Linked DNA regions of Homo sapiens: regions 1 and 3 are each linked to region 2. A link is a contact called in ENCODE Hi-C or POLR2A ChIA-PET data. All regions are on one chromosome and are shown on one strand. Each heading gives the region's core, a stretch centred on a gene start or an enhancer-like site at or near the end of the contact. The rest is flanking DNA. Distances are from core to core; before and after follow the strand shown. Region 1 has its middle 51 kb from the start of CYCS. Region 2 holds the start of GSDME (gasdermin E). Region 3 has its middle 49 kb from the start of OSBPL3.

Region 1 (4,298 bases), core at 382-2,881, 320 kb after region 2:
AGCAAATTCTGTCCTGTATAGTAGAGGTTCAACTGGCTTCCTTCTTCCACAGAGGAAGAGGACAGTTTTACTTCCATCTGAACAGTCATTTCAATATTCCTGATCTGTAAATATGTCTGTTTTTCAACTTCTCCCTTAAACTGCTTACAATCTCTGTACCAGTTTCCCCATTAATATACAGTTTAATTTTTACATATGAATTTATGTTGTGATTCTATCCTACTTTGAAAATTATCTTTTAAAAATGGTAATTTTTGAAAGTATCAAAATAATTATAAAGTTCTTACCTACTACTTCTATTTTATATTGCCTCACTATATATACATATATACACACACATATGTACACACACACACATATACACACATATATATACACACTATACACACACACACACACACACACACACACATATATATATATATATTTTTTTTTTTTTTTGAGACAGAGTCTTGCTCTGTCGCCCAGGCTGGAGTGCAGTGGCATGTTCTCGGCTCACTGCAACCTCTACCTCCCAGGTTCAAGTGATTCTCCTGCCTCAACTTCCCAAGTAGCTGGGATTACAAGCATGTGCCACCATGCCCGGCTAATTTTTGTATTTTTAGTAGAGACAGGGTTTCACCATGTTGGCCAGGCTGGTCTCGAACTCCTGGCCTCAAGTGATTCCCCCCACCTCAGCCCTCCCAAAATAAAATTCTGCTGGGATTACAGGCGTGAGCCACCGTGCCCGGCCTGTCTCACTATATTTTATATAGCTTTTAAGTTGCCTTGAACTTCCTGAAATAAGTTGAGGTATAAATGAGTAAATATCCAGTGCTTAATAATCAAAATGTCTAGGCAATCTCTAAGGTTCTCACATTGATAGTCTATGATATTCTATGCATCTGGGAATAGGCAGGTCAGAAGTAAAGCTTCTTGTCTCATATACCTTTTTAAAAATTGTGGTAAAATATACATAACAAAGTTTGCCATTTTAATCCTTTTTAAGGCATACACTTTTTAAAAAGGTATAATATGAGAGCTCCTTGAGAATATACAACTGAACCAAGAAAAATCGATGTCTTAGCCATGTCTCAAGTTTGGAATTTGACCCACCTGGGCCTTAGTTTGTTGTTGGGTCTTCACCAGCTGGCCTGTTTTCACAATTTGGAACAAAGCGCATTAATAATATGCCCTACTTGTATAGACAGCATGGATTACCCCACTTCCTACTGTCACTCTTGGTAACCACAAATTCTTGATTTAAGTAAATTTTTGAAAAGGAAATTCAGTGATGAAATTCCTTGTAATTCTCATGCTACCTGTGATTATAGTTAAGCAGGGCAGAAAAAAAAAGTAATCTACTTAATACAGGAGACTCATGATATATGCTGACTTTGACAGTCTTTGATTTAGGAAGTTGGGGAAAAAGGGGGAGAAGAAACTAGTTTGAAATTGGCTAGGGTTTTTAATCATTTATATAACTCAAGACAGAAAAAAGTCTGAGTGGTTTTATAAGAGAGTTTACAGAGGTTGCTTTCTTTTTCAGTCAAAAGGAATGAAAAAAATGCTTTATATTTATTTAGTATTTAAATGGCTCACTAGTGGTAAACACGAGGCTGCTCTTGGCTGGAGGCAGCCAGGCTGGGGAGCTTGGCCACCTTGAACTCTGAGTTCCCTTGGAAAGCAGAGGGCATCAAAGTATCAGCACACTTGTAACCATTCACAGCGAGTGAGTCAGGAAGCCCTATTTTGGCTCTGCAGTGTGGTTGACAGCATAGACTTTAGAATGTTCAGATTTATAGCATACTATTTTTTCCTTTCCTGCTGCTCAACTGTGAAGCCAATGGCACATTTTTTTTTTTTTTTGAGATGGAGTCTTGCTCTGTCATCAGGCTGGAGTGCAGTGACATGATCTCGGCTCACTGCAACCTCCGCCTCCCAGGTTCAAGTGATTCTCCTGCCTCGACCTCCCAAGTAGCTGAGATTACAGGCACCCGCCACCACGCCTGGTTAAGTTTTATATTTTTAGTAGAGATGGTGTTTCACCATATTGGCCAGGATGGTCTCGATCTCTTGACCTCGTGATCCGCCTGCTTCGGCCTCCTGAATTGTTGGGATTACAGGCGTGAGCTACTGCACCTGAACGATATCACATATTTTTGGTCTTTCTTATGGCAGTACCCTTCTTCATGGCACCACACCTGGCTAGCATGGTATCAATTTTTGCATTATTAGAGTAGATTCAACTACTATAATAAACAGAACCAAGATGTAACAGCCAAAAAAAAAAAAAAAATCGAGTTTCTGATGCTTATATCAGTCCAGCAGGGTATTCCAGGATGGTGGGGCTCTCCTCCATGGATGACTAAAGGACTCAGGTTCTTCTGTCTGCTGGCTCTATTACTGGGTCCTGATCAACAGTGCAACTGTCTAAACTGTCTTCTGCACAGCACCAGCGTTATCTTCTTTAGGCATACTTTGATTACAAACTATACAGAATATTTATGAACGATACAGAATATTCAGCAGGGATTTCAGATAATATGGAGGCTACATAATAATATAGAAAATTTTCATAATAAGAGGATATTATGGGTGCTTTTTTCTTCAAAATGTTTTTTTCAATCAAATCAGAAAAATTAAAATTAGCATCAAACAAAGGTGAGCTTGTAAGAATACATTGAGACATCTTTTCAGATTAAGTTCAGAAGTCCTCTTTTTTACCTTATATGAAATTACATACCAAATGATTAATTTAAAAATTAGAATGACCGTGAATTTACCCTATGCTGTATATTGTACTTGGTGCTATGAACGCAGAAATACTAAGACAGAGTCCTCAGCCTAAAGGAGTTTAATAAGGAAACCTGTTAGCTTACTCAGATTTTTCAAGTTTGATTAACGAGGAACAATTTTCACATGGAGAAAAAGTTGTCAAAACTTCCAAGTGTCCATTTCACTCACCTACCTCCCAACTCACCTTTTCCTAAGAGAGATTCCCAGCTTCACCCCACAATGGGGTGAAGACGCATTGAGGACAGAGACCTCCCTGATCTATCTCTAATGCTTTGGCCTCGTCATAGGTACAACGAATCTCTGAATTCTGTGACAAGCCTGGTGGCATCTAGCTGAAACAAACACAGAAAGAAATGTACAACTAGATCTGACAGAAGAATATCGTTTACTCATCTTCCCCTTTTTCCTACAACAGGTTGGCTTCCCTAGTCTGTCCTATTTGACAGCGTAGAGGATCATTTTTTATTCTGATAGCACTTGTAAGTTCAGGGGGTCCCCAAGACTATCCTTGGGTTTGACAATTCACTGGAAGCACTCACAGAATGCACCAAAACTGTTATGCCCACTGTTTTGGTTTACTATGGTGAAAAGATACAGATTAGAATCAGTGAAAAGAAGAGACACATGGGGCAGAGTCCAGGTGTATCAGTCTGTTCTCATGCTCCTAATAAAGACATACCCGAGACTGGGGAATTTATAAAGAAAAAGAGGTTCAGTGGACTCACGGTTCCACATGGCTGGGGAGGCCTCACAATCATGGAGGAAGGTGAAGGAGAAGCAAAGCCATGTCTTACGTGGAGGCACGAAAGAGTGTGTGCAAGGGAACTGCCCTTTATAAAACCATCAGATCTCGTGAGACTTATTCACAGTCACGAGAACAGTATGGGAAAACCCCGCCCTCATGATTCAATTACCTCCTACTGGGTCTTTCCCAGGACACGTGGGGATTATGAGAGCTATGATTCAAGATGAGATTTGGGTGGGGTCACAGCCAAACCATATCACCTAGAAAGTTTCAAACATGGAGCTCCCAGTTGTCTACTCTCAGTGGAGTCATGGACATCACTACCTTTCCTGGCAATGATGTTTGAAATATACACGGAGTATTGCCAACCAGGGAAGCTCACCTGAGTCTTCATGTCCAGAGTTCTTACTGGGGCTGGATCACACAGACGGTGTGTCATAGACTAAAGGCTGTCCTTTATTTTCCAGCCGCTCTGGAGGTAGAACAGATACCAGGTGGCCCAAAGCCCCTGCCATAAATCACATTGTTAGACACTCTGATGTGACTCAAGTCTCCCAGGTAAACAAAAACACCCTTTTTCAAAAATTATTTTTAATTTGAGAGAGGGTTTCTCTCTGTTACCCAGGCTAGCGTGCAGTGGCACGATCTCGGCTCATTGCAACCTCCGTCTCCTGAGCTCAAGTGATCCTCCCACCTCAGCCTCCAGAGTAGCTGAGACCACAGGCATGTGCCACCACGCCTGGCTATTTTAAAACACTCTTATCGGTGGGACAGC
Region 2 (4,144 bases), core at 277-2,776:
ATTAGTTTTAGTTTTCTAGATAGCAAAGTGCAATTGGGTCTATTAAATTAGAACAGAGGTGGCATCTTTTATCTTCCTATCCCTACAGCCCAGTACCTGAGCTCATTTTTAATGAGAAGACAAATTAATATTTCATCATTTCTTTCTAAAATAAAAATCGGTATGTGAACGCAATGATGGTCATAAGACAGGCAGGAGCTCGAAAGGAGAAGGAGAGTGAGGCGCCAAAGGCTTTGGGGAAGTGGAGTGGGTAACAGAGGGCAGTCTGGGTAAGAATAGAGAAGATGCGGTGTGGTGGCAGGCACCTGCGGTCTCAGCTACGGGTGTATGGGAGGATCCCTTGAGCCCAGGAATTCAAGGCTGCAGTGAGCTAGGATAGTGCCACTGCACTCCAGCCTTGGTGACAGAGCGAGACCCTCTCTCAACAATAACAAAGAACCTAGCCAAGGGACCGTGGCTAGGGGGTTGGGCCCTTTCTCTCTCAGATCTACCTAATGGTCTGGGCTCAACTTCTCCTTTAGAAAAAGAGCTTGGTGGTGGTAGATTGTGAAGACAATTAATTTCACTCTTCAGCTGCTTCTCCAACCCCACAGCACTCCTTTCATTCCACTTGGACTTGCCCCACCTGCCTGCGTCTCGAGGACAGCGACCGCAAGCCATCCATCCCTTTCATTATCCCATTCACTATTCTGGACAGAGTAGACTCTGGAGGAGTGGGTGGTCGGTGTGTTCAGTCCACAACCAGCGCTTTTCTAAGAGGTGCCCTCTAGTCTTTCCCCTCGGGGTGCAGACGGCAAGCGGCTCTGGAAAGGGTCAGAGGTCCTCAAATGGAGACCAAAGGAAGCCACGCGGGCAGCTCTTGAGAGCCATTCCAGCGCATGCCAGGCACACCGAGTGGGGCTTGGCCTCCTCCCCAAGCTAGGAGCTCTCTAGATACCGGAGCAAAGTGGAGGGGGACTTTTTTCCGTCCAGAGAGACTGAACTCCGTATCTGTTCCGCGGTCCGCCTCCCTGCACACACGCCCCCGAGCCGGGAGAGCCTCCGCAGCACCCAGAGAAGAGACCGGAACACAAAGGATGAACGAATGGGGAGGGGGGGTTTGGGGGGTTGGGAGAACGAAAATACCAGCTGCGCTTCCAACATCCAAGGAAGGAAGTGGCAGCGGGGACGGGGAGAGGATGGGAAGGGGATGCTGACTGCGAGTTGGGGCGGGACGCGGTGATGGGAGGGGACCGGGCCGGGAATGCGGGAGGCGAGGGGAGCGACGGGACCTGCCGTTCCGGCGGCCGGGCAGCCAATCGATTCGTCTCCCCTAGGAAGGAGCGAGGGGAGGGTGGCCCAGAGAGAAAGCGCCGCGCGGCCTCGGCTGCCCCCGGCCCGGGACACCCAAACAGACCAAAGAGGATCCGGAGTGGAGCCCGGAGCGGATCCCGCAGCCCGCGCCCGCCGCGCACTTACCCGCGCGCCCGCTGCTGGGTCCCCGGCAGCCGCGCCCCCTGCGCTGGCGGAGTCGGAGGAGCCTGCGCTGGGCCGGCGGGGGGCGGGCGCTTGGGGAGGGCGGAGAGAGGGCCCGCCCGCCGGGACCTTTGCTCGGTCCGGGCGCCCCAGAGCCGCGGGACTGGCCGCCGGAGGCTGCGGGAGGGGCCCGGGCCAGACCTCCCAGAAGCCCCAGAGAGAGCCGCTTCCCCTCCTTCGTGTGACTCTCTGGGAGCCGGGTTGCTGACGGCCCAGCGCTCAGCCGGAGTCCCCGCGCGCTTTTCGGGACTCACCCGGGAGATGTCGGGGCCTCTCGGGAAGAGTGGGCTGCGCCTGCCTTCCGCGGCCGCCTCGCCTCTTCGCTGCGCGGGACCGTGGGGTTTGAGAGCGGCGCCTCCTCGCGGGGCCGAACCCGCCACCCACAGTGGAGTGTGGACTGACACCGCGGCCTCACGGTTCAACCAGGAAAGTCCAAGGCCTGTCCAGCCTGTGGGAGCCCCTAATGCCCGTGCCTGGAGTAGTATCTGGGTGTGTGGTGCGACAGTGCCCACACTTAGGCCTGCCGCTAATCAGTGATTCATTCCTGTAAACTCCACTCTAAGCTCCTTGAGGGCAAAACCAGGCGCTCTCACACACTGGGTGCTCAACGAATACTGAACGAGGGAATCTCAGCATAGCTGGTGCTCAAACATTGCTTTCTGATGAACTGACTTAAATATTAGCTCTTTTTGTAACATTAGGACCAGCTGAAACCGATTAACCATTACTTAAGTTGTTACAGCGAGGCAGAGCCAAAATCTCCCGGGCGTGTGCAAGAGGGAAAGCTTTCTAATTGTGAACACCGCGCGCCCCGCAGAAGGCTGCATTGGCATCACCTGGGACTGGTTAGAAATGCCAAAAACGCCTGACCCGCTCCCAGGTCCAGAAGACAGATTTAAGCTTTGCCTCTTGTCTCCTTGCCAGTTGACTGGCAATAGAAGTTTTTCTTTTCTCAAAAGCCTGTGCCACAGTTTGGTTTCTGTGTGCCTCAGGTTACGAGCCCATTGCTCAGTGACACTTTCAGTCAGTGTATCGTCTTCACTGTGCAATGCTCTCTACTAAGCTGAGAGCAAAGAGTAAGAGAAAATGAAATTTCTGCCCTGCGAGAGCTCACACAGTATGGAGTTGTGTGGCTGTCTTAAAGGCTGTTCGGGGAGGGCAGGTAGAGAAGCCCGGCAGCGCTTTCCCTTGGGCCCCGCTATGCTTTAAACATATCTCTAGATTGCAATTATCCACCTCACTGTAAAGCCTTTCCTGACTATCCAAATTAAAAGTGCTGCCCACCCACCCACGGGAACACCTCCTAGTTCCTCCTCTGCTTTATTTTTCTCTTTGCACTCACCACCATCTGATAGACTGTGTGCCTCTTATTTCATGTATTATCCTCTCCTGTAAAATGTCAGCAGCATGAGGGCAGCTGGTCTGTTTTGTTCCCTATGCCCAGCACCTAGTTTAGGATTTGACACATGGTAGCTATCCAGTAAATAATTGTTGAATTAAGAAATGAATCCTTTTGTTTGTTTCTCCACCTAGACTGTGGGGCAGTACACATCCTTGCAGTACCCAGCGCAAAATAAGTGCACAATTAGTGGTTATTGGATGAAGAAGTGGTTCGAAATGGTCCATGGTGGTAGGCCCCTGATTTGCTAATGTGATGAGATGTTGGACGAAAGAAAGAATCCCAGCCCTGTCAAGAGACTTTTCATGTATGCTATTGGTTCTCTATCATTATAAAATTATACGGTGATGATTCTGGCTTGTTGCCAGAGATTATTGCATCCCCCGCTAGGGTACTGACCTTAAGAATATCCTCATAAACAGCATACTCATCAGGTTCCCACCCCAAAAAGCCCCAGTCCTCTATCTAGATAGTTACCACTTGTAATTCAGAGTGGGTGAACTTTTTGATGCAACAGTTACTAAGTGGCTTCAAATTCTGTCACTTTTTTTTTTGTCCTGCCTAGTCTTTTAATTAAATGCCCGAGGAAGATAGTAATAATATCAGCTGCTATTATTTATGTAGCACTTTCTGTCTACTGTCACCAAGCATGCTTCTGAGTACATTACATGCAATGATTGGCTCATTTAATCCTTACAACTATTTGGGGGTTTCAAGTTACAAATGAGGGAATTGAGGCACAAACTGGAATGCTCATACAACTGGGAAGAGACAGAGCCAAGATTTTAACCCAGGTTGTTCAGCACCATCTGAGTTTTAACCCACCATAGGGTAGACTCTCCAGAACAGAAAATAAGAAGTGCAGAAGTGCAGTAGGGGTCCCCCCACCCAAGCAGTGTAGGAGCATGGTCTGTGTTGGGAGAGAGGGATGACTTGTGTTCAAGATCTCACCTGACCCCAGTCTGCTGCTCTCCCTGTCCAATGGTGGGGGGATGAAAAGGTTCTGGCACAGCCATAACTTTTTTAAAAAAATAATTGTGCTTATTATTATTGTTAAATAGACTATTTGAAGATTTCAGATGAACATATACAACATGGAAACTTTTAGCCCAATTGGAAAAAAGTAAATAAAAAGAAAACGTGGAACTCCAATCTTCTTATTCCATATAGATATATCCCCTTTGAGGAAATGGAGGGCTATGGAAAGAAAATCTCACAGGAGATCAATTG
Region 3 (4,455 bases), core at 1,004-3,503, 270 kb after region 2:
ACCTACCCTGACAACCTCATCTAAAATAGTCTCTAAATTCTTTCTTGTATACTTACTATAAATATTAAGTTTCTAGGCTTTACATATTTATTTATTTTTACTAAAACTTATTGCTACTAGAATTTATATTGCATGTTTATTTGTATACTTTTTTATCTACCTCCCCCCGTCCCCACCAGAATATAAGCTCTTTGAGGTCTGGGATCACCTTTCTTATCCATTGCTGTATTTTCAGTGCACTGACTAGAACTGCACCTGGCATATGGAAGATATCCATAAGTGTTTGTTTCATCAGTTCATTAAGCCTAGATCAATGCCATTTTCATGGCCTTATAATATTTGATCACAAACCTAGGAACACTCAGAAAAATCCTACTGGAGTAATCTCAGCAGTCTGGGAGGCTGAGGTGGGTGGATCACTTGAGGCCAGGAGTTCGAGACCAGCCTGGCCAACATGAGGAAACCCTGTCTCTATTAAAAATACAAAAATTAGCTGGGCATGGTGGCACACACCTGTAGTCCCAGCTACTTGGGAGGCTGAAGCATGAGAATTGCCTGAACCTGGGAGGCGGAGGTTGCAATGAGCCAAGATGGTGCCACTGCACTCTAGCCTGGGTGCCAGAGCGAGACTCTGTCTCAAGGGAAAAAAAAAGGAATGAAAACAACCTCTGAAGAATGTCCGTGAAACTTAGTTTCTCATCCTGCAGAGAAGATAGATGTCTGCTGGCTATTCTTCTGGACTGAAAGGATGTAGACAGTTGAGGCAATGTGCTCTGATCCAGCATTTATCAGAACAAAACAAAATACGTGTACATTCATTTCTAGTTGTTCTTTCACAGTTTTTCTGGCCTGGGAAAACAAAGCTTCAGTGACAGTCAAAACGCTTTTGTTCCTATGATATCACACTTTAAATTGCAAATGGTATCTACCTTGTTCTTGGCTTCATGTTATTTTCTGGGTCTGTTTTAAAAGATTGTTCACTGTGTTCATGCTCACTGTGTCCAGTCGGCCTGAGATGGTCTGGCTTGCTGAGAGTAGCCTGTCCCCACAGCTGTATGGGAGGAGAGCTGCTAGGACCTCAAAATGTCCAAATAGTGGCACTCACAGGAAGTCAGGAAGGGCGAGCTGAGGGAGGAAGCAGAGGAAATGGGATGTGCTCCCATCTGAGCCTGACTAGGATCTCTCAGTTTATAATTTTGAAACCCGACTATCAAACAGAGGGTTACTTTAGCTGTGGCTTTCAGACCCTGGTCCCCGTGTAGCCATGTCAATGGTAGCCCCTGACTAGCTACCCTGACACGCCTGCTATTTCATCCGTTGCTTTTAACAATGGGCTAATGAAAGGATGCAAGTAGCCGGAGAGTTAGCACCAGTCCATAACCAACACTGAAAAAATGGAACTGAAGAATTTAATAATAATATTAATTTGTGCTTGTATGTTACTCTTTCATGTTAACTTCTTCACTTTCATAGCACTTAATTTTAATCGATAAGAAACTCACTGTGATTTGGTGGCTGAGTGTGGTTGTTCAGCTAGTGAGTAGTAAGGTCTGGACTCAAACTCAGATCTCTTGACTGCAAGATCAGGGCTCTTTCCACCGCAGCTGCCTCCCTATGTCTGCATTCAAAGAATGGCTTGCTATACAATTTATTTTCGTGATTATGTTACATTGCCAAATAAGCACGGTCTTTTAGAGTCACAAATTCAGAGAAAGCTAAAGATAAATCAGCAGCCTGAAAAAGACAGTTGATAGTCTTTATTTGGTAAATCACAACACGAAGCCAGACCTTGACCCAAATTTGATGGTAGCCTTGTTTCTAATGAGGGCCCTGTCTGATGCAAGTGAAAAATGCAGTAACTCAGATTTATAGGCAGCCATCTCCATGCCTGGGGAGGCAGTGCCTGGAGCCTTCTCATCTGGCTTGCTGAGTCAAAGTCACTAAGTCTTTCTGCTCCAGAAACCACAAAAGTCACTTTGTTCTTTGACTTAGTCCTGCCAAAATTCAAAACTTGGTGAAATCGTTGAAATGGCCAGCCAGATGCCATTCCTTCACCAGACTCCCGATAGAAAATGACGTCGTGAAAAAATGACGTCGTGAGTTCAGCAACTCCCTAGCTAATTCCTGAGATTTCAAAGGCATTAGTAATTAATTCCACTTCTCCCTTCCTTCCACTAGCCACTCATGTCAAATAAGGGGAGTCAATGTTTGCTTGAATTACGCAGATAATTGCTTATTCTTTCCACTTGCCTAGGCGTGTTCTGAAAGCCTAGATAACAATTACCACAGGAAGTGGTGACTTTCCATCTCACCTCTTTGCTTTGTTTATCATTTTAAAAAATGAACTGTGATCAGACAGATATTCCAATGCCCAGGGGCTGAGATGTGTAAACAGAGAAGATGGTAGAAGGGAAGGGCCCTGAGCTTGCTCAGAAAGTTACAGGTGGAAGAAAGGCCTTGGGGAGAGTAAGAAAGCATAAAGACATCTCTTTAACCTTCCTTTTAAAGTCTTAAAGTTTGTGATGCAGCAATTAAACTTCTGAGAATTTACCTTTATGTCAGTCAGGGTCTAACCTGGAAAAGAGAAAGCTCTCTGAGTGTTCAGAGCAGAGATCAATGCAGGGAAGTGGTTGCTAGGGTAAGGGGTGCACCCCAGAGCTGAGCACCACCAAGAAGCCCTCTAGCTGCTGGGCTGAGGGGACCTGGGTGACAGGTGGTGTCATCAGAGCTGGGACCTTGATGGGCCTGCCTGGCAGTGGTGAGACCAGTGGGGAGAGACATGGCTGCTGGAGCCTGAGCTTCTCCCCGCCCCCCTAGCCAGTCTCCCATTGCACAAACCCAGCTGGAAACCAAGGGACTCAGGGCCCTGAAAAGCCCAGCCTGCATGGGGTCACACAGCCCTGTGACATAAGGCAGAACTGGGGGAGGGCAAGAAATGGATCCAAGAGCTCACCGGCCCAAGGAAGCAACCTAAAAAGAAATCATCAATAAGTAAATGTTTGTGAATGGATAGAAAAAGTCACAGATTCTTGTACCTAAAGACTAAGTTTGGATTTAAGATAAGTGAGATAACGAGAAATCATTCCAGAAAAAGAAGTCCTGGAAAATATATCAGGCGAAGGATAGGTGGAATAAAAGCTAGAGTTAGGAGAAGTAAAAATAGACTATGTACTTGTTAAATGATAAGACGGAGAGAAACAACCCGAGTCAAAGTAGATAAAACATGCCACGACAAACTGCAAATTACAGCTCAAGTTCTCACAAATGAGTTGGACCTCATTTATAAGGGGAGAGTGTCAAAATAATTCCCTGTGAGATGTGACATGGGACGAAGCAGTGACAAAGAATCACAGAAGACAAACCTTTATCTTGAGGTCTTACCACACACTCAGGCACAAATTCGGTGTGCTGAGAGGCTGGAGTCCATGTCCTGATAGGTGATGGGGAATAAAGGATGAAATTGACAAAGAAACAGTGACACGAGGTCACAGTAAAGCTGTGGTATAGGCCTTTGAGGGCATGAACAGAATAAGATCAAAAAGCAACAGGAAACTTGAAGAGAGGATTCCCAAAGGAAAACCCAATTTTTATTTTGCCAAGAAAAGCCTAAACAAACAAAAGCTATATATCGCTGAAGAAATAGGAGAACAACAACAAAAAAAAAAATCCCAGAATAAAGCCAGGTCTTTACGTTGAATTCATTTAGATAAAATAAAACTCATTACATTGTCCTATTTTTCTCTATGTGTTACAAAGTGGTATTCGGTAAGCACTGGATTTTATGACCCCTGAATTTCTTCCTAGTCCTAAGATTCTACGATCTTGGCCTGTTTCGTTAAAGCGGTTGTGGTTCTGTGTCGGGCATTAGGTGAAGAGACTATTAGGGTTAAGAGCAGATTTTAATTTAATTGATATCCAACCAGATGATCGACTTGTCACCAATCGCCACTGAAGAACTGTATTGATAATGGGAAAATTAATCTCCTTAACAGTAGGAAGGAGGAAATGTGTTGGCCACACTCTCATCCCCAATGACCCTTCACCATGTTTGTACCAGATGAAATTGACTTTCTTTGGCTGAAGCTCTTTGGACACACTTAGCATCTAACCCAAGAGCAAACAATCTCTAAATTGGTCCGAAATTTAGGGAGTGGCCTGGTGCAAGAAATACCATCCATACAGAGACGAGGGAGCTAAACAGACTCTAGCTCCTTTTGAGAATTTGACTGTGAGATATGTGTAGAAAGAATTTAATTCCTCATTGTGTTAATGGTGGGGCAATTGTCAAGCTGGAGACTTCCTGATACCAAAAGATTTAGCAGCTCTCCTTTAGTGGCCCAGTTCAGCAGTGTAGCTCCGTGAGTGGTTCCTGAAAGCTTCATCTTGAGTCTTTCTTTTCCCCTCCCAATGACGCTACAAGCCATTTAATATCCATTCCTGCTTAAACCGGTTAGA

The links. Hi-C counts contacts between places; a loop is a spot of excess contacts on that map. ChIA-PET counts read pairs that join two places held with the same protein, here RNA polymerase II (POLR2A). Pooled maps may share reads with other maps.
Region 1: a pooled map shows a loop between it and region 2 (2.4-fold over the local background). The contact joins the enhancer-like site here to the promoter of GSDME in region 2. A Hi-C loop is called at or near these places in 8 of 50 pooled maps. POLR2A ChIA-PET finds 5 or more read pairs at or near these places in 3 of 52 experiments (H1, OCI-LY7 and endothelial cell of umbilical vein).
Region 3: a loop to region 2 is called in a pooled map, with 10 times the contacts of the local background. The contact joins the enhancer-like site here to the promoter of GSDME in region 2. A Hi-C loop is called at or near these places in 10 of 50 pooled maps. POLR2A ChIA-PET finds 5 or more read pairs at or near these places in 2 of 52 experiments (Panc1 and activated CD4-positive, alpha-beta T cell).

What each region holds. Positions count from the first base shown.
Region 1 is chr7:25,071,965-25,076,262 of GRCh38, forward strand. No RefSeq gene overlaps it. Among named protein-coding and RNA genes, the nearest start is that of CYCS, 51 kb to the right of the region's middle. Within about 2 kb of position 1,632, at least 2 of the 41 ENCODE cell types and tissues checked have a DNase peak (open chromatin) inside an H3K27ac peak, as active enhancers do.
Region 2 is chr7:24,755,938-24,760,081 of GRCh38, forward strand. It overlaps GSDME (gasdermin E), which reads right to left and starts at 1,527. Exons shown (of 10, transcript NM_001127453.2): 1 at 1,459-1,527. LOC124901820 (translation initiation factor IF-2-like) reads right to left here. Exons shown (of 3, transcript XM_047421177.1): 2 at 1,725-2,000; 3 at 387-1,632. The coding sequence ends at 919. RefSeq lists silencers at 1,077-1,126, 1,137-1,716, 2,527-2,676 and an enhancer at 1,797-2,026.
Region 3 is chr7:25,026,523-25,030,977 of GRCh38, forward strand. No RefSeq gene overlaps it. Among named protein-coding and RNA genes, the nearest start is that of OSBPL3, 49 kb to the left of the region's middle. RefSeq lists an enhancer at 2,296-2,797. Within about 2 kb of position 2,254, at least 9 of the 41 ENCODE cell types and tissues checked have a DNase peak (open chromatin) inside an H3K27ac peak, as active enhancers do; they include Panc1, where a contact is called at or near this core.